Linked DNA regions of Homo sapiens: region 2 is linked to region 1. A link is an interaction called in ENCODE POLR2A ChIA-PET data of the cell type or tissue named here. Cell type or tissue: HepG2. All regions are shown on one strand. Links, peaks and the distances in the headings refer to the core of each region. The heading gives the core; the rest is flanking DNA. Region 1 overlaps FAM193A (family with sequence similarity 193 member A). Region 2 overlaps SH3BP2 (SH3 domain binding protein 2).

Region 1 (12,042 bases), core at 1,810-9,809:
AACTGTTCACTGTTAAAGTTTCCTTTCTAACTATTGTTATTGTTTCATTTCATGACTATTACAGGTTGAGTATGCCTAACCCGAAAGGTTCCAAAATTCAAATCCTTTTGAGTGTTAAGATGATGCTCCAAGGAAATGCTCATTGGAGCATTTTGGATTTCAGATTTTTGGATTAGAAATGCTCAATTGGTAAGCATGATGTAAATACTCCAAATCCAAAAAAGTCTGAAACTGGACACACTTCTGGTACTGAGGATGCCAGATAAGGGATAAGGGATACTCACCCTGTGCTACTGTGTGAGTCAAAAATGTGAGGCTCCCCTATGGCGGCCCCACCCTCCCCCACAGGGAAGTGATGTCATCAGGAACCCCAGGGGCTCCCATCAAGTCAGGGACCCTGGAGCTGGATGTCCTATAAGCACCCTGGGATGCTGGAAGGATGAGTGGTTTCCAGGGAAATAGAGGAAGATCCTTCCTGGCAAGGGCATGGCCAGGACAATGGCTGGGAGCCTGAGGGCCAAAGCTAGCAGGTGCAGGTCAGGGGCCAGAGCGGGCAGAGCTGTGAAGCCGCAGGCAGGGTTGCCATGGAGGTGATGGGAGTGCCCAGAACTGGGCATGTGCGGTGGGCGTCTGAGGGTCTCTAGGTCCCAGCATGATGCTTAGTGTGTCGGGGCACCCAGAGTTCCCCATCACCACTCAGGGCTGTGCAGTTCCCCTCAGCAACAGGCATGGTTCAGCACAGTGTTAAAGGCTGTCCATGGGGAGAGCAGGGCAGGTACTGGGGGCCTGGGCAGGCAGCTTCCCCATAGGGCGAGGCCCGGGCCTGGGCCTTTCCCCAGCCACCACCGCAGCCAGAAGAGGCAGCGGCTGGAGTCCCGGGGGCCTGCACTGGGGTTTCAAGGACACTACTGTTGCCGTGGTCATGGCCTGACCTGCTTCACTCTCTGCCCTATCATCCCACGAACAAAGGAACGTTCTCTTCCTCACACCTGGAAAAAAAAACAAGTGAGGAAAGTTCGTCGTGCTGCACCTCCCCTGGTTGGTGACCCTTTTCCAGCTTTCGTGCAATCTCCAGAGTTCTAGGACCTGCTGTCCCCACCTCATTCTCCTGCAAACCGGTGCCTGGGTGGGGGTGCCCTGGGCCTTGTCTCCCCTGACCTGCCTCGAAGCCTCCTCACCCTCCTCTGCCTTCCTGGTTCCACAGCTCGGGCCCCCATCCCATCTACTCACCCCTGCAGGGCCCTCACACAGGCTCTGTCCATGAACAGCAGTCCCCAGTTCCAGACCTCTCACCTGGGTGGCCGGTGGACATCCCAGACTCACCATCCAGAACTGGTCTCCAGTCCCACCTCCAGGCACACAGCGCAGGTCTTCACCTCTTTCTCCTACCTGCATCCTGTCCACCAGGAAATCCTGTGGCCTCATCGTCCGAATACCTCCAGAAGCTGGCTCTCCCTACCCTCTCCCCAACCAGGCCCTGCCCTATTCACCTTCACTCAGAGTGAAGTCATACTCTGATAGGGCACACAGAGACAGGCTGAACATGAGGCTGGGAGAAGTGGGAGCTACTGAGTGTTCTAGGTAGTAAGAAGTAACCAGGATGCAGCTCCTTGGGAGCTTTCTGTCTCCTGCTGCCTGCTCTGCCTGGCACACAGAGGATGGTGGGGGCACCAGGATGGGTGAGCCGTTGCCTGGAGAGACCTGGGACCTGCTCCGGGGTGGTGCCCTGGCTCCCCATGGCGGACACATCACCTACACGCCCTCTCCCGCTATCCCCCCACTCCCCCAGCAGAAAGAAGCAGCCGAGGTCTCCTGCTGTACTAATGTATTCCATCTTTCAAAAAGAAAGACATGATTTTAATATTACTTAACAATATGTTAAAAAAGTAGCCAGGCAGGCCTCCGTGTTAATACAGTCGTACACTCTATAACAGACTTGATGGTGTGAGTACTGGGTGGGCTTGTTTTTAACTTTCTCGTTCTGCAAGGGATCTTACACAAGCTGGCTACAAGTCAGGGGGATCAAACACAAACAGCGCAACGTGTACACTCGGAGACAGTAGATTGTGGAGAACAAAGGAGGCCTGCCCCGCCCAGCCCGCCTAGGGTGAGACGCAGGGGCACAGGAGAGCTGAGTGACGGCCGATACCCCGGTGAGGACACATGACAGGACAGGGCGCAATGCAGAGGCAACGGAGCCACGTGGATGATGCAAACTCCTATCTGGCCACGGCCCAGGCCTCCGAGGCCGCGGTGGTGGGAGGACTTGGCGGGAACTACTGTTCCAATCCGACAGCACAGAGCTACAATCGAAGGAGTCTCACGCACAGACTACACGCACACGAGCTAACGGCGTGGGCCGAGCATCAACTTCTCGGTCTGGGGTTTCAGGCAGCACCAGCTCCGCACAGCCCTTGGCAAGCACCACGGCTCTGGGGCGCCAGCGAGGGGCGTGGCTCTTGGGGTGGTGCAGCCTGGCCTGCCTCTCGCGTGTCCCTCTCCAGGGAGTCCTCATTCAGTGGGCAGCAAAGGTGGCTTTTTTCAAGCTAAAATTGGACCAGTTGATAGACAGTCTTTGTCGGGTCTGTCTAGCAGAATCCAAGCAGAACCTGCAAAGACAAAAAGCCAAACAGTCACTGAAGGAAACAGCCCACAACCAAGCTGGTGCTTGGCAAAGCCCATCACACTCCTGTTCTTGCCAGAAACTCACTGCGGGGTCAGGGGTTTAGATTCTCGGTGAGGGGCACAGTGTCAAGGGTCCCCTCCAGGCCCTGCTACAGGCTGCACTTGAGAAGGGGAAAGGACTCGGGAGGAGGAATGGGTGGGCGGAAGGAGTCCTGAGAAAGAAAAGAAACGTTTAATCTGAGAGCTGTGAGCGCCCTTAAATTATCAGGCCCAGGCAGGGTGTGGTGGCTCATACCTGTAATCCCAGCACTTTGGGAGGCTGAGGAGGGCAAATCACTTCAACTTAGGAGTTCGAGACCAGCCTGGGCAACATGGTGAAATCCTTTTTTTTTTGAGACAGGGTCTCACTCTCTTGCCCAGGCTGGAGTTCAGTGGCAGTTTCGGCTCACTGCAACCTCCACCTCCAAGGTTCAAGCAATTCTCTGCCTCAGCCTCCCAAGTAGCTAGGACTACAGGCATGTACCACCACACCGGTTTTTTTTTTTTTTTTTTTTTTTTTTTTGAGAAGGAGTTTCGCTCTTGTCATCCAGGCTAGAGTGCAATGGCACAATCTCAGCTCACTGAAGCCTCCGCCTCCCACGTTGAAGTGATTCTCCTGCCTCAGCCTCCCAAGTAGCTGGGATTACAGGTGCCCACCACCACGTCCAGCTGATTTTTGTATTTTTAGTAGAAAGAGGGTTTCACCATGTTGACCAGGCTGATCTGTACTCCTGACCTAAAGTGATCCGCCTGCCTCGGCCTCCCAAAGTGCTGGGATTACAGGCGTGAGCCACTGTGCCTGGCCACACCTAGCTAATTTTTAATTTTTTTCAAATGGAGTCTCTGTCACCCAGGCTGGAGTGCAGTGGCACGATCTTGGCTCACTGCAACCTCTGCCTCCCAGGTTCAAGCGATTCTCCTGCCTCAGCTTCCCAAATAGTTAGGACTACAGGTGCATACCACAACACCCAGCTAATTTTTGTATTTTTTGTAGCTTCTTCCCTGGCCAAGAAGCTTTTTTTTTTTTCTTGACACGGAGTCTTGCTCTGTCGCCCAGGCTGGAGTGCAGTGGCGTGATCTCGGTTCACTGCAACCTTCGCCTCCCAGGTTCATGCCATTCTCCTGCCTCAGCCTCCCAAGTAGCTGGGACTACAGGCACCTATCACCACGCCCAGCTAATTTCTTCTATTTTTAGTAGAGATGGGGTTTCACCATGTTAGCCAGGATGCTCTCAATATCCTGACCTTGTGATCTGCCCTCCTCGGCCTCGCAAAATGCTGGGATTACAGTCGTGAGCCACCGCGCCCGGCCTCCAAGAAGCTTTTATAGAAAGCAGAGGCCTCGAAAAAATTGTATACACATATATCCTAAATATCAGCTTCTAATTAAGTCAACTTTCAACTCTAAAGCTGTTTAAAAGGATTCCTGTGTCAGGTCTTAGCCAGGCAAATAGTCAACATTCTTGTTTCTTGGTTTTTCCTTCCTGAAACTGACACCAAAGAGGAGATCTGAAGCTGGCCATGGTGGCTCATGCCTGTTTTCCTACTACTTTGGGAGGCTGAGGTTGGAGAATCACTTGAACCCAGGCGTTTGAGACCAGCCCGTGCAACACAGTGAGACTCCATCTTTACAAAAAGTAAAAAGTTAGCCAGGAGTGGCAGTACACATATGTGCCTATAGTCCCAGCTGCTCGGGGCTGAGGTGGGAGGATCCTTGAGCCTGGGAGGTCAAGGCTGCAGTGAGCTGTGATGGTGCCCCCGCACTCCAGCCTGGGTGACAAAGGTGAGACCCGTCTCAAAAATAATAAAGCCTTGCTGTGGTGGCTCATGCCTATAATCCCAGCACTTTGGGAGGCTGAGGTGCGTGGATCACTTGAGCTTACAAGTTCAAGGCCAGCCTGGGCAACATGGTAAAACCTCATCTCTACAAAAAAACACAAAAATTAGCCAGGTGTGGTGGCGCACACCTGTGGTCCTAGCTACTCGGGAGGCTGTGGTGGGAGCATGGCTTCAGCCTGGTGGGCAGAGGCTGAGCGAGCCTGTTGCCGGTGGCAGGTACCTGAGTTGCCGGTGGCGAATCCGTATGTGTCTGCAGCAGCCTCAATTATTGCCTCCTCAGACGAAAGAATCTGACCAAAGGCCATAAGGCAGAAGAAGAGACTGAGGCAAGTTTTAGAACAGGAGTGGAAGTTCATTACAAAGCTCTAGAGCAGAAACAAAAGGAAGGAAAGTGCACTTGGAAGAGGCCAAGTGGGCAACTCGAGAGGCAAGTGCCCCATCCGGCCTCTGATGTAGGGTTCTAGGTGTTGGCATACTTCAGGGCCTCGCGTCCCTTCTCCCAATTCCTCCCTTGGGGTGGGCTGCCTGCACACACACTGGCCTGCTAGCACTTGGGAGGGAGCATGCGTAGTGTGTTTACTGGAGCATGCGCATGCTCACCTGAGGCGATCTTCCCTTCCCGGTGTAAAGTACCTGGAAGGTCACACACCAGTTAAACTCCACCATTCTGTGCCTTAGTGCACATGCTTGAGCCCACTTGCCCAATTCCTGAGATCTTATCGGGAAGCTGCTGATCACCAGCTTCAGTTTCCCTGGTGCTGGCTATGACCAATTATTATTTTAGAGAGGCAGTGTGACAACTGCCTAACCATCACCTGATGGTCACCTGACATCCCTGGTGGATGGAGGAGGCCCTCCCCTGCCCTGCTCACACCTGACTAGCTACCCACTGTAACAAACTGAGAATGCGCCACTGCACTACGGCCTGGACGGACAGAACCAGACTTTGTGCTCCCACCAAAAAAAAAAAAAAAAAAAAAAAAAAGTTTTGGAGGTGGAACATATTTGCTTATTAGAGGTCTAGGGTAACCACTATTTAAAGCTGTTTGTCTTTGAATGTTTTAATAAACTGTTTACTTTCTGAGTATATGGTTTCATTTAGCTTAGGAGAAGGCTAAACAAAACAACAAAAAACCCCTATCATATTCTAAATATAAACCAGAAATTTATAATCATTCAAGGGCATACCTGCACAAACGACTCAAAGCCAACACACACAGACATGCATGAGACCAAAATTAAGAATCCCTTTATGGCTTTAACCAAGGTCTCTGAAGAGGGAACAAAATTTCAGCCCCAGGCCCCTCTCAAGAACAGCTTAAAGAAAGTCTTGCTAGCTGCGAATAGGGTGCAAGCCACATCTGTCAGGCCATATTTTCTAAGGTCTCAGCTTCTCAGCTGACAGTCTATGCACAAATGCCAGGTGGAAGATTTAAAGAGACAGGAAAATAGAAAAACGAAACTGCCCATGGGACTAGTGCCAAAAATGAGGGAAGGTAAACCTGTGGGGTTGGGCTGGGGAGGTAGTTCATGCTTGTAATCCTAGTACTTTGGAAGACTGAGGTGGAAAGATACTCAGAGGCCAGCCTGGGCAACATAAAGAGATGCCTTCTCTACCAAAAAAAAAAAAAAAAAAAAAAAAATTGGGCCGGGTGTGGCAGCTCACGCCTGTAATCCCAGCACTTTGGGAGGCCGAGGTAAGGTGGGCAGATCACCCGAGGTCGGGAGTTCGAGACCAGCCTGACCAACATGGAGAAACCCTGCCTCTACTAAAAATACAAAATTAGCCAGGCGTGGTGACGCATGCCTGTAATCCCAGCTACCCAGGATGCTGAGGCAGGAGCATCGCTTGAACCCGGCAGGCGGAGGTTGCGGTGAGCCAAGATCGTGCCTGGGCAACTAGAGCAAAACTCCATCTCAAAAAAAAAATAAATAAAATAATTTTTTTTTTTTTAATTAGCTAGGCATGGTGGCGCATCTGTAGTCCCAGCAATGAACTGTGATCAAGCCACTTCACTTCGGCCTGAACTGAGACTTCATTTTTAGAAAGTCTTTTGGGGTTTAAAGTCTGCTCACAGATTCCTCTGCCCCACTGGCACCATCTGTGGGCTGCGGAGTAGCTGTCTTCAGTAAAAAAGGATTTATGTCCTACCTTTAGGCAAACAAAGGAGAGGTAGAGAGAGCCCCTGCACTCTGTCTTCAGCTCAACAATACCCAGTATTTGAGAGAGCAATATTTTAGTTTCCTTTAGTAGAAAAGATGACAAATGGGTATCCCAAATGGTCAAGAGTCATAAATAATTTCAAGTAAATTCAAATTAATTCCTATTAGTGGTTATCCTAAGCTAAAGGTATCCATTGAGGAAAGAAATCTGTAGTGGCTCTAAGGAACTGTAACTTTGTTTCAAATCCAGTCTCAGCGGGAATGCTGCTAATTCCCTGGATGACAGAGTGAGAGACTGTGTCTCAAAAAATAATAAATAAATAAGTAAGTAAGATTTACATCCTTAAGTGACTGAGAGCACTCTCTAAAACAAACTTCCAAATCTCTTGAGGGCCAGGGAGAGAACTCACCTTCATGCACCAGTTTAAAACTAACAGCAATTGGTCACAATTTTTTTTTTTTTGAGACGGAGTCTTGCTGTTGCCAGGCTGGAGTGCAGTGACGCGATCTCGGCTCATTGCAACCTCCGCCTCCGGGGTTCAAGCGATTCTCCTGCCTCAGCCTCCAGAGTAGCTAGGACTACAGGCGAGCACCACCACGCCCAGCTAATTTTTGTACTTTTAGTAGAAACGGGGTTTCACCATGTTGGCCAGAATGGTCTCTATCTCTTGACCTCGTGATCCGCCCGCTTTGGCCTCCCAAAGTAGTGGGATTACAGGCAGGAGCCACTGCGCCCGGCTGGTCACAATTTTTTTTTTTTTTTTTTTTGGGACGGAGTTTTGCTCTTGTTGCCCAGGCTGGAGTGTAATGGCACGATCTGGGCTCACTACAACCTCCTCTTCCTGGGTTCAAGAGATTCTCCTGCCTCAGACTCCAGAGTAGCTGGGACTACAGATGTGCACCACCACACCCGGCTTTTTTTTTTTTTTTTTTTTTTTTTGGTATTTTTAGTAAAGGTGGGGTTTCACCATGTCGGCCAGGATGGTCTCAAACCCCTGACCCTCAAGTGATCCACCCGCCTCGGCTTCCCAAAGTATTGGGATTACAGGCATGAGCCACTGTACCTGGCCTTGGTCACAAATTTAAGGAGGAAAAAAGGTCTGAATTACAAACAGTAGGAAGCAGCAATTTTAAAAGCATGCTGTGTAATTTAGGCCAAAAAAAAAGAAGCCACAGGAGGAACGGAGCCAAACTGCCAGTACCGGGACCCGGATCCCATGCTGTGAAGCAAGGCCAGAGAAGGCAGTTTCCCTTTTTTTTCCCTGAAACCCAAATCTCTTGCCTCTTTAGAAAGGGAAGGGGGTTAGAAAGAACAACTCAAGTTTTTAAGAAAAAAAGAACAAATTAGGAGAGGAGGTGATTACAAAAGTTGTTTATCAGGGCCAGGCTTGGTGGCTCACGCCTCTAATCCCAACGTTTGGAAGGCCGAGGCAGATAGATCACTTGAATCCAGGAGTTTGAGACCACCCTGGACAACATAATGAGAACTGTCTCTACTAAACATTTTAAAAATTAGCTGAGGCTGGGCGTGGTGGCTCACGCCTGTAATCCCAGTACTTTGGGAGGCTGAGATGGGCGGATCACGAGGTCGGGAGATCGAGACCATCCTGGCTAACACGGTGAAACCCCGTCTCTACTAAAAATACAAAAAAAATTGCCAGGCGTGGTGGCGGGCGCCTGTAGTCGCAGCTACTCAGGAGCCTGAGGCAGGAGAATGGCGTGAACTTGGGAGGCGGAGCTTGCAGTGAGCCGAAATCGCGCCACTGCACTCCAGCCTGGGCGCCAGAGCGAGACTCCATCTCAAAAAATAATAATAATAAAATAAAAATAAAAATAAAAATTAGCTGAGATTGGTGGCCCACGCCTGTAGTCCCAGCTAGTCAGGAGGCTGAGGTGGGAGGATCAAGTGAGCCTGGGAGGTCAAGGGTCCAGTGAGCCAAGATCATACCACTGCACTCCGGCCTGGGTGACAGAGCAAGACTATTGCCTTAAAAAAAAAAAAAAAGTTGTCAAGAATTCTCATTGCTTTACAGAAATTATATTGATAGTGATTGGCTATAAACTGTTGAACTACAGGATATGAGTTATCCCTATGACAACATTAAGAGGTTAATTTACAGCTACTTTGGCCACACTCTATCTAGAGTCTATACAATACAGCAGGTGGATTACTCAGCTTGAGGTGGGGGAAGGGGTAGGATGTACCCGCTCTCACATTTCACTGCCTCTCTGGTGTGATTACTTTTTTTTTTTTTTTTTTTTTTTTTTGGAGACAGGGTCTTACTCTGTTGCCCAGGCTGGAGTGCAGTGGTACGATCACAGCTCACTGCAACCTCGACCTCCTGGGCTCAAGCGACCCTCCCCAACCTGAGCTTCCCAGGTAGCTGGAACTACTACAGTAGTGTGCCACCATGCCCAGCTGATTTTACTTTTTGTAGAGATGACGTCTTGCTGTGTTGCCCAGGCAAGCACCATATATATGTGTGTGTATATACATACATATATATATAGTTTTTAATTTAATTAAAAAATAGAGACAGGGCCAGGTGTGGTGGCTCACGCCTGTAATCCCAGCACTTTGGGAGGCGGAGGTAGGTGGATTACCTGAGCTCAGGAGTTAGAGGCCAGCCTGGCCAACATGGTGAAACTCTGTCTCTACTAAAAACACAAAAAAATTAGCTGGGCATGGTGGTGGGTGCCTGTAATAGAGGCTACTCAGGAAGCTGAGGCAGGAGAATCACTTGAATCTGGAAGGCGGAGGTTGCAGTGAGCCGAGATTGCACCAATTGCACTCCAGTCTGGGTGACAAGAGCAAAACTCCATCTCAAAAAGTTAAAAAATTCATAATAAAAAAACCTTCTCAGTTGACTGAATTCCTCTCTTCCGTAACCCTTGATAACGATATGCACTTTCTCAGCCCGCTTTTCTGTTTGTTGACATGATTTCTGCCAATAATGTAAAGCTTCATTGACTGGAAAGCTTAAATTCTTTATCCTCTGTTTGGTTTTTGAGACAGGGTCTCACTCTATCTCCCAAGCTGGAGTGCAGCGGCACAATCGCAGCTCACACCTCAAACTCCTGGGCTCAAGTGATCCTCCACCTCAGCCTCCCAAAGAGCTGGGATTACAAGGTGTGAACGCTGTGCCTGGCTTATTTCAGATAAACAAAATATTAATAATTGCTTATTTCTTAAGTTTTCACTATAATTTAAGGTTACTAAAAGCTAAAATTCTGACTAACATGGTAACTCAAAGTAGAGATAAGCAGGAAAACAGTTCTACATATAAAATACATAAGAAAAAGTAAGATGTGTTTTGGTAAGGAAGGTTATAAGAAAAACATGAGGATGTGGTTTTGTCAAAGGAAAAAGTGATTTTGACTAGTTTAGAGGTTATTTAAAAGTGGTCTTAAGTTGAAAAACAGATGGAAAAGAAAATAAATGAATATAGAAAGTTGGGAAAAGGAAGTGAATGGGAAAATTCTAAGAGGTTATAAAAGATTTATGGAAATCCTGTGTGGTCAAAGCTGATTGAAATTAGATGGATCTGTTTAAAAGATTTTACTACAATTAATAGTAATACACTGATGCAACTGGTTTTCTCTTTTCAATAAGATTTCATGTAGTATTAATAAGAGATAATAAAATACTTTGTCAATTATCTTTTGAGTAAGCTGAAAAAAAAAAAAAAGACATTCTGTTGGCCTCATGCCATTTTCATTATGTCTTCTGACTGTTGAGAAAACTGAGTCTCAGGCAGCGGGTGGTGGAGCACGCCTGTGGTCCCAGCTACCCAGGAGGCTGAGGTGGAAAGATCACCTGGGCCTGGTGGTCAAGGCTGCAGTGAGCCGTGATTGCACCACTGCCTGGACAATGGAGTGAGACCCTGTCTCAAAAAAACAAAACAAAACAAACAAACAAAAAACCCAGAAACCCCAACCCTCCAAAACCAGAGTCTCCTATCAAAACATAAAGGTTTTTGCTTTTTGAAACCTTTGAATTATTAGTTTGGTTAAATGAATAACTTCTTTTGTGATGATCTTATTTTGATATCAAGTGTTTTAAACCTTTGATATCTGACATACTTCCTAAAATCAAATTTTAAATTCTAAATTAGTCTTTTTTACTTCAAACTTTTTTTTTTTTTGAGACGGAGTCTTGCTCTGTTGCCCAGGCTGGAGTGCAGTGGCACGATCTCAACTCACTGCAACCTCCGCCTCCTGGGTTCAAGCAAATCTCTGCCTCAGCCTCCCGAGCAGCTGGGATTACAGGCACCCACCACCACATCTTGCTAATTTTTGTATTTTCAGTAGAGAGGGGGTTTCAACATCTTTGGCCAGAATGGTCTTGAACTCCTGACCTCATGATCCACCCGCCTTGGCCTCCCAAAGTGGGATTACAGGCATGAGCCACCGTGCCTGGCCTAAAGGATACTGTTTTTTGGTTTGAGACAGAGTCTCGCTCTGTTGCCCAGGCTGGAGTGCAGTGGCGTGATGTTGGCTCACTGCAACTTCCGCCTCCTGGATTCACGCCATTCTCCTGCCTCAGCCTCCTGACTAGCTGGGACTACAGGCACCTGCCACCACACCCGGCTAATTTTTTTGTATTTTTAGTAGAGGTGGGGTTTCACCGTGTTAGCCAGGATGGTCTCGATCTCCTGACCTCGTGATCCTCCTGCCTTGGCCTCCCAAAGTGCTGGGATTACAGGTGCGAGCCACTGCGCCCGGCCTAAAGTATACTTTTGTAAGCAAAATTGAAACACTGGACCAGGTGTGGTGGCTCATTCCTGCAATCCCAGCACTCTGGAAGGTTTGAGAATCCTCTGAGCTCCAGAGTTCCAGACCAGCCTGGGCAATGTGGCAAAACCCTGTCTCTTACTTACTTACTTATTTGTCTCTAAACTTGAATGAAACCTGAAAATGGTTATTACTGTCACCCATCCATTAGGTTTAATTATGGTTGCTTAAACTGTGGCTTGTTTATTCAACCACAAACATTCGTGAATGCCCAACAGCGTTCTTGCCTTGCAGCCTCTATGAGACTGATCCCCTCACTCCCCTAAACTGGAAGGGCTGACTGTGTCATCTCCCAGAATCCAAATTCTCTTTCCCTGTCCCTAGCTGGTCAAGCCCTGAGTTTGTGATGTTACCTTCTGCCTCTGCTGTCCCCTCCTAACTCTGACAATCACTAATCCTGTTTCCATTAGTGCATGTGTGACCCTGTCCCCCAGCCCCTTCTGGACACAGCAGCTGGAATAGAATGCTCAAGAACATCAACCACATTCCTGCTCCAAGCCATTCAAGGAAGAAATCCAATCCAAACCACTGCACAGCTTCCACAGGTTCTTGCAGCATGGGCACAGAGCTCACGCTGCTCTCT
Region 2 (12,042 bases), core at 2,179-10,178, 73 kb before region 1:
GTTCACTGTCATGTCCATACATGAGGCCAGACCCCAGCGAGGTTGTAACCAGTACATCCTTCAGAGCTCAGAGTGAAAAAATTGTGACTTAGCGCTAATTGGACTCTCAATGAGAGAGGTTTTCAAAGAACTGGAGTGCAGCACGGCCGCAGCTGAGGCCCTTCCACACCCCTGGACCTCTGCCCAGTGAGACAAGCCGCCGGCCAGCCCTGGGCACGCACGTGAGGCTGCTCGCTGCAAAACAGAGAAAGGCTGGTGCACTGGAGACAGCAGTGTTCCCAGAAGACGCAGTGTGTTCGGGGCTCAGAGGCCCCAGGGGCTTCACAGAGCGGTGCAGGGTGGAGGCAGAGACGGTCAGGCCACTGCTGTGTGCAACGGACAAAGGGAATTAAGAAAAATGCAGACAAGGGCCCTGTAGGCACAGCTGCCTGCATGGCACCTGGGCTTCAGAGAGCAAGGCCAAGCTGTTGGTGGATGCTTGGCCCTCAAGCTCTGTCCTCAGAGGGAAGCTGCAATGTTCTCACATCTCCGGATGCCCCACTGGGCCTTCCTCTCTCAGGCCTGGTGTCTCTGTCCCCAGGAAAGGTTCTTGAGATGGGCATGGGAGTCGGGACTGCCCGGGGGCCTCCACACCTGGAAGAGGGTTGCCCTAGGCGGAGCTCTGGCCTGGCCAGGCAGGGGCCGTACACTGGCTGGAGGGAGGAGGCCAGGGCGGGCTTCCAGGCCGAGGGTGGTGAGGGTGAGGTGGGGCTGGAGACGGTGAGGTGGGGCTGGAGACAGTGAAGTGAGGCAAGGCGAGGTGGGTCTGGGGGAAGCCACGGCTGGCACTGCTGCTCGCCTGGAGCCACTCTCCAGTCTCAAACCACAAGCAGCAGAGGCGGCTCAGGATTCACACTTCAGTTCTTCACAAACACTGACGAGTTTCTACCTTTTAATCACTTGAGAAAAAATTCTCCAGAGTCCTGATGTGTGGGGTGGGCCGGGTCCACCACCCCAAGTTCCTGGCTCCCACCCAAGGCTGGGGCCCACCTCCTCCCCACCCTGCCTCGCCTCTCCTGGCCTGAAGGGTTTCACTGTCCCTCACCGCAGCCAGCCTGGGCACCCTATGCCCCAGCCCCGCAGGGTCCCGAGAGGGGCGGCAGTCCTGCCCCACCCAGTGGCTCCCACCAGAGAGGGCCGCTCTATGCATGTGACCTTGGCAGGCAGAATAGAGCCGTGGTCAGCGTGCAGGCTTTGGTGGGAACAAGCCTGGCTCAATCCCCTCCTCCTGGCCTGTGGCCCACTCTGAGCCTCAGTTTCCTCACTTGAGCAGTGGGGGTGGGGCAGCTGGCTGCTGGGCTTGCTCTAGTGTCAAGGGAAGGGAGGAACCGCCCAGCTCAGCGTCCGGCCGTGCTTTTCCTTCCTGCCTGCGGGCCTGGCCTCCAGAACAGGCGTCTCCCCGCGGCCCTTGGCACAGACAGAGCCACATTCCCAGTGCCACACCCCTTCCCTCTCTGCACCTTGGCAGCAGCAGTGCCCTCCACCTGGAACGCCACCCTCTCCACCTCCTCTGCCCCGCCCTTGCCCCTTGGCCCCTCATCTAGACCACACTCCCCTGGGCTGGACCCCAATCCGCAGGCCCTGGGCCTTCTCCCACACAGGCTCAGTCCACGGCAGGGCCCCCACTCCTCAGAGAGGCAGCCCCCACCCGGCACCCCCCGACGCTGTGGCATTTTCAGCATGTCTGTTGGCTATCTGCCCCTCCCCTGACACCAGTTCTGTGGGGAGAGATCTCTGCATGTCCGTCCCCCATGTCCTTGGTGCCTGAACAGTGCCCAGTGTGACACTGGCACCAGGTGCCTCCTGCAGCATGAACAGACCTCGTCCACACCCCAGCTGGCTGGAACCCCTACTCTCCGTGGGGCCTAGCTCATGGGCTCATGTGCTGAATTACACCATCTGGCCAGCCCCAGGCACCCCACTTCTTCCATCTCGGGGGACCCCTGGCTGCAGGAGGGGGGCACTCCAGGGGCTCTGCACCCACCAAGCGCAGCCTGGGCCTCCAGGGTGACCTCCCGGCCCCAGCATCCTCATCGATAGGCAAGGGCAGCAGCAGTCACTGAGCAGATCAGCTGTGGCCGGGACACCCCACGCCCACACCAGCCTGGCTGCTGACCCTCCGGGCCCAGGGGGTGTGCTTAGGTAGGAAATCTGCCGGGCACCTTCCTCATCTAGAGGAAGCAGAAGCAGAGGGCTCCCGCCAACCAGACCCTCCTGGGATGCGTGGGACGCCTGGGCCACGGGCACAGTGGGTGTGAAGGTTGGGGGTGCTTCCCTGCCCACAGTCACCTCTTGTGATAGGAGGGCTAGGCTGCTGGACCAAGGGAGGGGCAGGGAGCCCCCAAGGAAATGTCCACTGTGTTCTGAGTGCGCCAGCTCTGTGCCCGCTCCATCGCCAACTGCTCGTTTTGTTCTCCCGATTAGGACCTCGAGGCTGAGTGAGCTGCAACGCTTGGCTACCCAGCCAGCGTGGCTAGTGTCACCCAGAGCCTGGGGCCACCTGGCCCACCCCTACAACACAACCTGAGGGTGCCCTGAAAGCCTTATGGCCCTGGCAGGGCCCCTACCAGGCATTTCCTGCTGAGCCTGGCTCTGGGGTGGGTAAGAAGGAGAGGAGAAACCCCAGGCCCACTCTCAGAAGGAAGCCCACCAACCTTAAGGACAGTGGGGGTGGGCCCTGGCCTCTGTGGAGGGGGCAGGGCTCTGGGTAGGAGGCCAGGGGACACAGGGTGGGCCACGCCATGTGGGGTACAGGGAGGAAGCTACCGCAGGGCCCAGCTCAGCAGGACAGGAAGGCCTGGGGAAGCAGGGGCTCCAGCCCACCCTTGAGGAGTTAGGAGCTGCTTCTGTTTTAAACTGATCCCAAGAGCCCCTGGGGAGGCTGGTTGGGAAGCTCTCCCAGGCCACAGCCCCCTTTTGGGTCCCGCTCAATGCTGCTGGTTCCCTTGAAGAAAGAGTGGTCTGGTGCTCACCCTAGAGAAAACTCGGGCAAAGAAGCAGAGCTCCAGTCCTCAGTTTCCCCAGGAGTAACTGGGGCAGTCCCGGAGCTGCTGGACCCAGGACTTAGTGCTGAGGCTGCACAGAGGGCGGGGTCCACGCATCCGCAGAGACTCGGATGAGGAACAGGAGCAGGCGGTGCCGGGACAGAAGGAGACCCCCAGAGAGTTGCAGTGGAACCCACCAGGCAGCTGAGGAAACCGAGAGCAGGAAACCGAGGCCAGGGAATGGTGGAAGGTAGCCCACCTATTCAGTGGGCTCGGCTGGAGTCATGGTGAGGCTGGTCAGCCGGACCCTGTCTCTCTTGCACAGTGTCACTCCACTCGGCCTGAAGTCTCATGGTATCGGGCACAGGGGAGGCACTCAGGCACAGCACCTACAGGCAAACGCCACACCCTGCACCCGGGATCCAAGCTACTGTCACCCTCTGTCTGGGCTCCCAATCTGTTAGGGAGGCAGCCACCTCTGACTCACATCCTTGTGACATCTGTTCCACCCAGACACGTTGACACATCCGCCAGCGTCCTGGGAGCAATCTTCCACATGAGTTAGCCAAGCATGGGATTACATAGAGTCAGACAGAGCATAGCTTGTGCAAAGGCCCTGGGGTTGCAGGTAAGAGAAGGCACCCACCTTCTGACATGAGAGACAGAGGTGGGTCTTAGTTAGAACTGCCAGTCCAGGCCACATGCCCAGGTGAGGCAGACAGCATCTCAGACCTTCCCTGGGATGAGCTCCTGGGCACCATTCACGCCTGGGCTCCAGTCCCAGCCTTGGTCCCTTAAGCTGGAGACTAGGGGCAAGTCACTTCACTCCCTGAGCCTTGCTCCGTCCTCCCCCTCCACGCTTATTAGCAACAGGACTCTGAGGACCAAACCAGACAGCTCCCAAGCACTCTGCCATAGGCACTTGGCCCAGCACTGGGTCCCTAGGCCCTGGAAGTGGACAGCACCCTGCTTATCCCGGATCCCAGCACCAGGGCGAGATAACAAGGGAACAGAGTGGAGATGCCGAGGCCCTGGGGCTCCTGCTGGGGTGGCATGCAGTAGGGGCGCCAGTCAGAGAAACCCAGCCCCACTGCTCCCACCCAGAGCCAACGGCAGAGGTCAGGAGCCACCACGATGGGCACCCTGTGTAGGCAGCTGTGTAAGCCCTACAGGGTGGGCCTTGGGACCGTATAGCAGTAAGTGGCCTGAGAGCCCTGCGCCGCCTGTCCCTTTCACTCATCACCGTGGTACTTTTCGTACCGTGGCGGTCTTGGCGGCCTCCCTTGGACCGCACAAAACCATGCAGCTCCTGCACACACCTCGGGCTCAGCCCAGGCACTTTACGGCGTTTTATCTGGACAAGCTCCTGGGTCAGGGCAAAGGACGCTGGGGCCCAGGCGTGGCCCCCATCATGGCTCCTCTGTGCACCACTGAGGGTCCTTGGGCCCCTCGCTTACCCAGGAACCCTGTCACCATCTGTCAGCGGGTGCCACAGGCTGGGACCCACCAAGGCTGAGTCAGCACAACAGGGTCCCTTCCCTCTGTCCACTCATTTCAGCACTTGAGGGTTAGGTCTTTCTGCTGCCTTAATGCATTCGCTGTGATCCTTTTTCCCTAACGTTACGTGTGTGTGTGTATATAGATATACATACATACATATATACATATATATATACACACACACACACACATATACATATATATATACACACACCACATACATACACATATATACACATATATACACATATATACAAACATATATATACATATACACATATATACATATATACACATATATATACACACACACACATACATATATATATACACATATATACAAACATATATATACATATACACATATATATACACATACACATATATACACACACATATATACATACACACACACACACACACACACACACACACACACACACATATATTTTTTTGAGACAGAGTCTCACTTTGGTGCCCAGGCTAGAATGCAGTGGCACGATCTTGGCTCATTGCAACCTCTGTCTCCTTGGTTCAAGCACTTCTCCTGCCTCAGCCTCCTATAGCTGGGATTACAGGTCATACCACCACACCCAGCTAATTTGTATTTTTAGTAGAGACAGGGTTTCACTATGTTGGCCAGGCTGGTCTTGAACTCCTGACCTCAGGTGATCTGCCGGCCTCGGCCTCCCAAAGTGCTGGGATTACAAGTGTGAGCCACTGCGCCCGGCCCCTTTTTTTTTGAGATCAGGTCTCTCTGTCACCCAGGCTGGAGTGCAGTGGCACAATCTTTGCTCACTCCAACCTCTGCCTCCCAGTTTCAAGCAATTCTCACGTCTCAGCCTCCCGAGTAGCTGGGATTACAAGCATGCGCCAACATGCCTGGCTTATTTTTGTATTTTTAGTAGAGCCGGGGTTTCACCACGGTGGTCAGGCTGGTCTTGAACTCCTGACCTCAACTAATCCACCCGCCTTGGCCTCCCAAAGTGCTGGGATTACAGGCATGAGCCACCACGCCTGGCTAATATTTTTAAACTGTTTTCTAACATGGGTTTTTTTCCCGGATGTTGTTCGTTTTTACTCTCTGGGTTTATTATTCTATTCCCTTGCCTTCTGCTTCTTGTCATTTTTTATTCCTTAGTAAATTTTAGGTTGGCCTCAGGAGGTTTCCTGTCTAGGCTGGGTCTTGTCCTTGCGCTGGCTTCCTCCTGGGGCCACTCACAGGCCAGCACAGGTGGGCTCAAGGCGACAGGCCAGCCCCTCTGCTGGGGCTGCAGCAGGCATCGGGGTGGGAGAGCAGGCCACAGCCACTCCCAGGCCGGGGTCTCTGGCCGGACAGGGGAAGGGAGATGCAGGCAGGCCCAGGAGCAAGAGGGAGGCAACAGGAAGAGGTGCTGACAGAGAGGCAAAAAGAAGGAAGAAGGAGTGGGCCAGACCCCGGGTTGGGGAACCGAGAGCTGTGTGTTCCTCCTCAGCCTGGGAACCCCAGAGCCTCGGGGCCCGGGCAGGGGACAGGATGACTCATGCCCGCTGGCTCCTGTCCTCACCCTCAGCGTGGCCCAGAGGGGGCCTGGGTGACCTGAACGTTCCCAGGCCCCTCACAACGCTCCACTGTTCAGAGAGGCCCAGTGAGGACAAGGGTCTGGCGGTGGGCCCGGCCTGCCGGGAAAGGAGCCCAGCCCCCAGCCTCTGCCGCAGCCTCTCTGCACCCCTGCAGTCTGGGCCCCGGTCCTCCGCGGTCAAGACAGGCAGGGGTGGAGTCTGGATCAGGGTCTCCTCCTCTCCGCCCCCAACCATGCAACTGTCCAGCCCCCTTCCCAAGGCCAGGCCGCCCACAGCCCAGCTCCTTCCTCCCTCGGAGCCAGCCTGTCACAGCCTTTCTGCTGCAGCCTCAGCAGAGGTGGCTCTCAAAGACAGCTCCGCTCAGCCTCAGGGCTCAAGGCCACCCATGCCCTACCTCGCCGGACACCTCTCAGGCTGTTCCACGAGTTCCTCCAGCCGTTCCCCACCTGCAAACTCCCGCCTGGCCTTCTGCCCCCGGCCAGGTCACCCCAAGACACCCCCAATGCCCTTACTGCTCCCTGGGGATGGCGCTCCAGGCCAGGTCCTTCCTCAGAGGGGTGAATGGCTCTAGTTAGGGTCCCCAACCACCACAGCCCCAGACCCGTGGGAGCCGAGGCCTGAGCTCTCCTGCCTGCCCAGCCTCCCTGCACCCACCCCTGGCACGGGAGCCCGAGACAGCCTCCCCAGAGCCCCCAGGTGAAGTGCCACCTGGCCCGTCATCAGCCCGGGGGGGGGGCGGTCACAGGACAAGCACCTCCACGTACTGCTCGGGTGGCAGTAAGACTCTGGAGTCAGCAGGGCCTGTAAGCAAGCCCGCCGGTGTCTGCCCCTAGGGCCTCCTCCTGGCTGGGAAGCAGCCACGGGGCAGGCTCGGGCAGCTCAGGCAGGGGCAGGCTGCATCAGACAGGGAGGTGGCACAGCCCGGTGGACACTCTGGGGACACAGCCTCAGGAGTGACTTGGGGATGCCCTTTCCCTCCCCAGGGAGGCAGCTCTGGACCATGCCACTGTCTGCCAGAAAAGCCAGCCAAGGAGGAGGGAGACTGAGCCGGGGACAGTCAGTCCCACCAGGGCCAATGCCACCCCAATCTCAGCAGTCTGCTGCTCCCTCCCCTTTCATCCCCTGTAGCCCCTGTGCAGGGGTCACCGACCCCATCCTGGTCACGTCACCTCCTCCACTCCCACCCAGCCTTCTGCAGCCTCGACGAACCCACTTCTGTCTGTGGCAGCCCCCACCCTTTCCCCAGACCCCGCCCGAGCTCCTCATGGTCTTCTTGTGGCCACTGCTTGGAGGGCGTATGTTCGGCAGTGGTCTCCAGACCCCAGAGTAAGCTTGAAAACATAAGCCAGCCCCTGCTGGAAGCCCCACCAGGCCCTCGGGCCCCACCTCTCTAGCCCCTCTCCCTTTTCAAAACCAGGGTGTCTTTCACACAGCCTGAGCCCTCAGCCTGGCCCCTCCTCCTGCTCCCCCTCAAGGAGGCCCCCCCGGGGGGATCCGTGAGGCGCCCCTGGCATCTTTGGTGCTGCCTTTTCCCAGCTTCGTACTGGAAGGGCCAGGACCCTGCCTGCCGCAAGGGTGGCTCTGGGTAGGTCTTCGAGGGGGCCTGGGTCCCAAGTGGGTCCCCCCTGCTTCTCAGGACACCAGCCCTGGAATAGCTGTCCCCTTGATGCCAGCCGGCAGGAACCCTGGCATGGGGCAAGGCCCGCTAGATCCTCTGCAGAGGTGGGGGTTGGGGGTCCTTTCTCAATCTTCTTCCTTCCCCAGCAACTTCCTGCCCCAGAGGCAGGCACAGCCACCCCGACCACAAAACATCACCCTCCTGGTCACATCCTCAAGAAAATGGGAAGGTTGATCTCAGAGAGCCCCTGCCCCAAGTAGCAAACCTTCCTGAAGCCAGCACCCAGGACCCCAGGATGGCTCAGGGCTCAGAGGTGGCCACTGCCCCTCCCTCCACTTTACACACCCAGGGCCCCATCCCACCTCATTAGGCAGCTGCAGCCCAGGGTCTGAAGCTGAGCGAAGTCCAGTCGCGGTGAGGGTCCCGAGGGGAAGGCATTTCAGAGATTCCACCCCCAGGGTCCCGCCTGGGAGCAGCTCCTCCGGTGGGGAGGAAGGAGCCACCTGTGGGGACAGGCAGCCAGCAGGGGTACAGCAGGAACGAAGTCCTGAGGCAGGGCGGGTACGGGTGGCGGGTGGAGGCTGAGGCTGCACCCCTGAGCGCCATTAGTCCTAATCAGCCCGGAGGCCTCGATGACCTGACGCCGGCTTTGGAGTTTCCCAGGCCCCGTGCTGCGTGCAGCTCCTGGGGGGCCACTCCCACACACCCCGCCCCAGCAGCTGGATGGGCACACCCTCACCCTCACGCATCCCATGAGGCTGCACTTCCTGTCCCTGCCCTGCCCAGAGAAGGCGGAGGATGCCCAGGTCACACGGCCTGGCCTGGTGGAGCCACCTGAGCCACCCAGCACCTGTGTTCCTAGAGGTCTCAGCCTGGGAACGCCTGAGGCCACAAGAGGTGATGGCAACGGGAAGTCACTTCCCCCAGCTCGGGGGATGCACCCCCGTCATCTTCCCCTCTGCCCTGGTCAAACTCACTCTGCTGACCACTGATCTGCCTGCCAGGCCAGGCCCCAGCACTATCTGCCCAGCCATCAGCGGACCGCCTCGGGCAGCGCCAGCCACTCACCCCACTGGAAAGGGGCTTCCCTTTCTGGCCTCGAGTAGGAGGAGAGGAAGCAGCTGGGGTCAGGGAGGGGCGTTTCCGAGAGAGGAGATGAGTGCCGAGTTTCCTGGCCTGCCTCCTCTGGCTCTGAGCCTGGTCTCCATGCAGGGCTGTGTACCCCCACCTGCCACTCAGGGCTCCCAGGCCAGCTTTTCTGGATCTTTCCCCATTGCCCTCCTAATGGTGAGAAATCCGGCCTTTTGCTTGGACTTGCCTCAGGTGCCAGCTCTTTGGGACCCAAAGCCCTGGTGGCACAGGTAGGCCAGGCTAACTCCAATCTCAAGCCAACACACGTTTAGGAAGAGCAGCTACAGAGAAAGAAAGCACTTTCGTTCAGGGAGAGGACAGGGGACACCGACTCCGCTCGGCGGCTCTTCCTCACCAGGCTTTGGTCCTCCCTATCTACCGCTGCCAGGGCCACCGAGACCAGGCCCAGAAGCAGCTGGGTCCCTGCTGCCGGGTGGCAGGCAGCGGTGGCTGTCACAGCGCAGCCCGCAGGGGGAAGGGAGGAGGCTGTGATGGAAACCTGAAGAGTTTCGTGGGAGACCAAAGCACAACAGTCTGATATTATCTGATTGGAAACTCCACCAACTGGGCGGCAGCTGCCAGGCTGACTGGCACATTAGGCTCTGATGCTCAGTAGAGTTAAACACAGGTGGGGGGAGTGACAAGCCACCTTCAAAGAGCTTGGCACAGCCCGCCCGTTGCCCGCGCCACTTCCCTGCCCAGGAGTGGGAGGCTGGGAGAGCCGGCACTCCCCTCACCCTTCCTCTGGGACAGGCCCACGTGGGCACCACCAGGGCATGGGCTCTCAGACGCGACCCTGACCTTCCTGAGTTCCCAAGCAGGAGGGGCAGGCGGACAGGTCACCATGGATGGGTCAACATGCATGGTGGCCATAGACCAGGCTGGGGGCTCAGGAAGGCACCCAGCTCAGGGTGGAGTTGGGGGTGGCCAGGGAGGGTACCCTGAGCACCAAGCAGGACAGACACTTATGTCTTCAGCTGAAATTGCTTCTAAGGGAGAGAGTGGCAAGGTGGGCCAGGCAGGTGAGCTGCTACCCATGGGCACCTGCCAGCGGTCCTGCCCTCTGACCTGTGGCCTGTCTGCTCTTGCAGTGCATGCCTAGCCCAGGGCCCAGTACACAGGCACCCAGTGTTGCATGAGTGGGGCCCGGGGCTGGGCAGCAGCCTTCTGAAGGAGGTCCACCACTGCCCCAGAGGCAGAAACCAGGGTGGGTGGTAAAGGCGCACCACTGCCCCAGACTCCCAAGGCTGAGAAAAAGCCAAGGACCGCCCAGCATTCCAGGCTCCCAGAATGACCCCTGATCCCTTCCCACCTTGTCCAGGGGCAGCCAGCAGCAAGGGCCCACCCCTATGCCTAGCTCAGGACAGTGGACAGGGCTGCAGGGCATGGGGACCCAGGACCCTCAAATGCCACAGAAGAGCATCACTAGATTACAACACCCCTGGATCGAGGCTGAAGGAACTCCCCCAAACGGAGCTGCCCATTCACACAGTGTCAAGGGCAGGGAGGCCCTAGCTCGGGCCTGGGGATCTGGCCTCCCATGAGTTAGACCTACTTTCACCCCATTTCACAAGGAGGACGCTGAAGCCCTCAGACGAAGCCTGCTCTGAGCCCAGAACTCAGCTCCCCTCTGGTGCCTGAGAGAAGCTCTGTGCCGCTTCCCTCGGCCCCTGCCTCGCGGCCTCAGCCCCGTGTGCCATGGCACGCACACTGCCTTCTTGAGGCTGTTGCCTGCCAGCCTGGCTGACCCTGGGGTGGGGAGCTGGCCTCCCTCTGCAGGCTTGAGCAGACAGGCACCCTACGCCCCACCCAGCTGCCTGGAGCAGGCTCAGCAGGAGCGCAGTAAACATCTGATTCACAAGGAAGCAGAGGGCACTTCTTGGAATCAGCTCAGCTACAGGGATGGGGGTATGGATACCACGAGGGCGCTCTGCCAACCCCTCAGGGCTCCTCTGATCTCCCCAGGCAACTGCTCCAGGTGGCCGAGCCCACATTCTTCCCAGAGGCCAGCTGACAAAGATGGACCAGATGTGACCGGAATCCATGAAGAAAGGGCCAGTCACCTCAGGGCGTTGGGGCCAGCAGTTCCAGCACGATCTGTGATCGGGGGCCGGGAAACCAAGCAGGGCCTGACCACTCTCATGGCCTTGGAAGTTACAGAGCCTGGGGAGAAGAGAGAAGGTTGGGGGAGGGCACCTTTCTCCCCTCCTGGGAGCCTGCACCACCTCGAACTCCTGTCTGACCCAGGTCTCCACCCGCCCCGAACCTGGGCACGTGCTTCTCTCGCGTCACCCTTGAAGGATGAGTGTAGTCAGGGGCCCGGCACGGAACCCAAATCCAGCAGCGTGGTCCAGAGCCAGGGACTTCTGTCATCCCGTTTTGCAGATCAGGAAACTGAGGGTCAGGAAGTGCAATTCGCCTACAAGGCTCAGGTCTCCTGGCCCGTGGCTGAGGGCCAGTCCCTTGCTCTTGGCACCATCCTGTCTACCCTCCCGTGCACAGGCCAAGGGGTGGTGAGGAGGGTCCAGTGCCCCAGGGAAGGGGGCCAGCCAGTGAGCCTGAAATGCTCCCTACCACCCCCTCTGGGACTTAGGCAGCCCACACGTGGGACTGTCTCCAGCCCCTCGGTGTCCAGACAGGGCCACCAGAAGAATGCAGAGGCCTTCTGGGGAGGAGCCGCCTATCCTGGAGGAAGGATTCCAGGGTCTGCACGGCCCCTTCTCCTTGCCTCCCAGGCCCCTCCATACCCTCACCACACCTGGCATGCAAAGGCCACTCCCGTCAAACTGGTCTCCCACCCTCCCTACCGCCCGCCTTTGGCTTAGTCTGTCTGTACCTGCATGGCTGCCCGCCCGGCTCAGATCCCTCCTCCTGACGGCCCACCCTGTATTCATTGGCCCGAGGGGTGGGAGCCGCTCCACTGCGTCTGGGGTAGGACAGCTCTCACCTTGTGGCAAATTCCCCGTCTTTTCCCCGCCAGCCTGCCCTTCTCCTCACCCACCCAGGCTGCACAGTGATGGCCAAGCCACCCGGTTATTAAAGAACTATATACTCTGCCAGGCGTGGGGGCTCACGCCTGTAATCCCAGCACTTTGGGAGGTGGGCAGATCATGAGGTCAAGAGAGGACAGAGAGTGAGGAGGGCAGAGCCTGCCACACATAGTCACTGACCTGGGGTGTCCCCACAAGGGAGCTTTTGAGGACAGAA

The links. ChIA-PET counts read pairs that join two places held together with the same protein. Peaks named below come from ENCODE experiments on the same cell type or tissue, not always from the same donor. Only the 100,000 strongest peaks of a DNase experiment are listed, where the experiment ranks them.
Region 2: POLR2A ChIA-PET joins it to region 1 with 10 read pairs; 2 of 35 experiments call an interaction of 5 or more read pairs at or near these places.

Annotation. Positions count from the first base shown.
Region 1 is chr4:2,722,342-2,734,383 of GRCh38, reverse strand. It overlaps FAM193A (family with sequence similarity 193 member A), which reads right to left. Exons shown (of 21, transcript NM_001366318.2): 21 at 1,811-2,609. The coding sequence ends at 2,516. Among named protein-coding and RNA genes, the nearest start is that of TNIP2, 28 kb to the left of the region's middle. In HepG2, for the core only: no CTCF peak of the experiment used is centred there; no DNase peak of the experiment used is centred there.
Region 2 is chr4:2,795,330-2,807,371 of GRCh38, reverse strand. The region is part of intron 1 of SH3BP2 (SH3 domain binding protein 2); the gene reads right to left. Among named protein-coding and RNA genes, the nearest start is that of SH3BP2, 8.3 kb to the right of the region's middle. RefSeq lists enhancers at 6,073-6,122, 8,527-8,866. In HepG2, for the core only: no CTCF peak of the experiment used is centred there; a DNase peak (open chromatin) is centred at 6,171; H3K4me3 peaks cover 1,267 bases.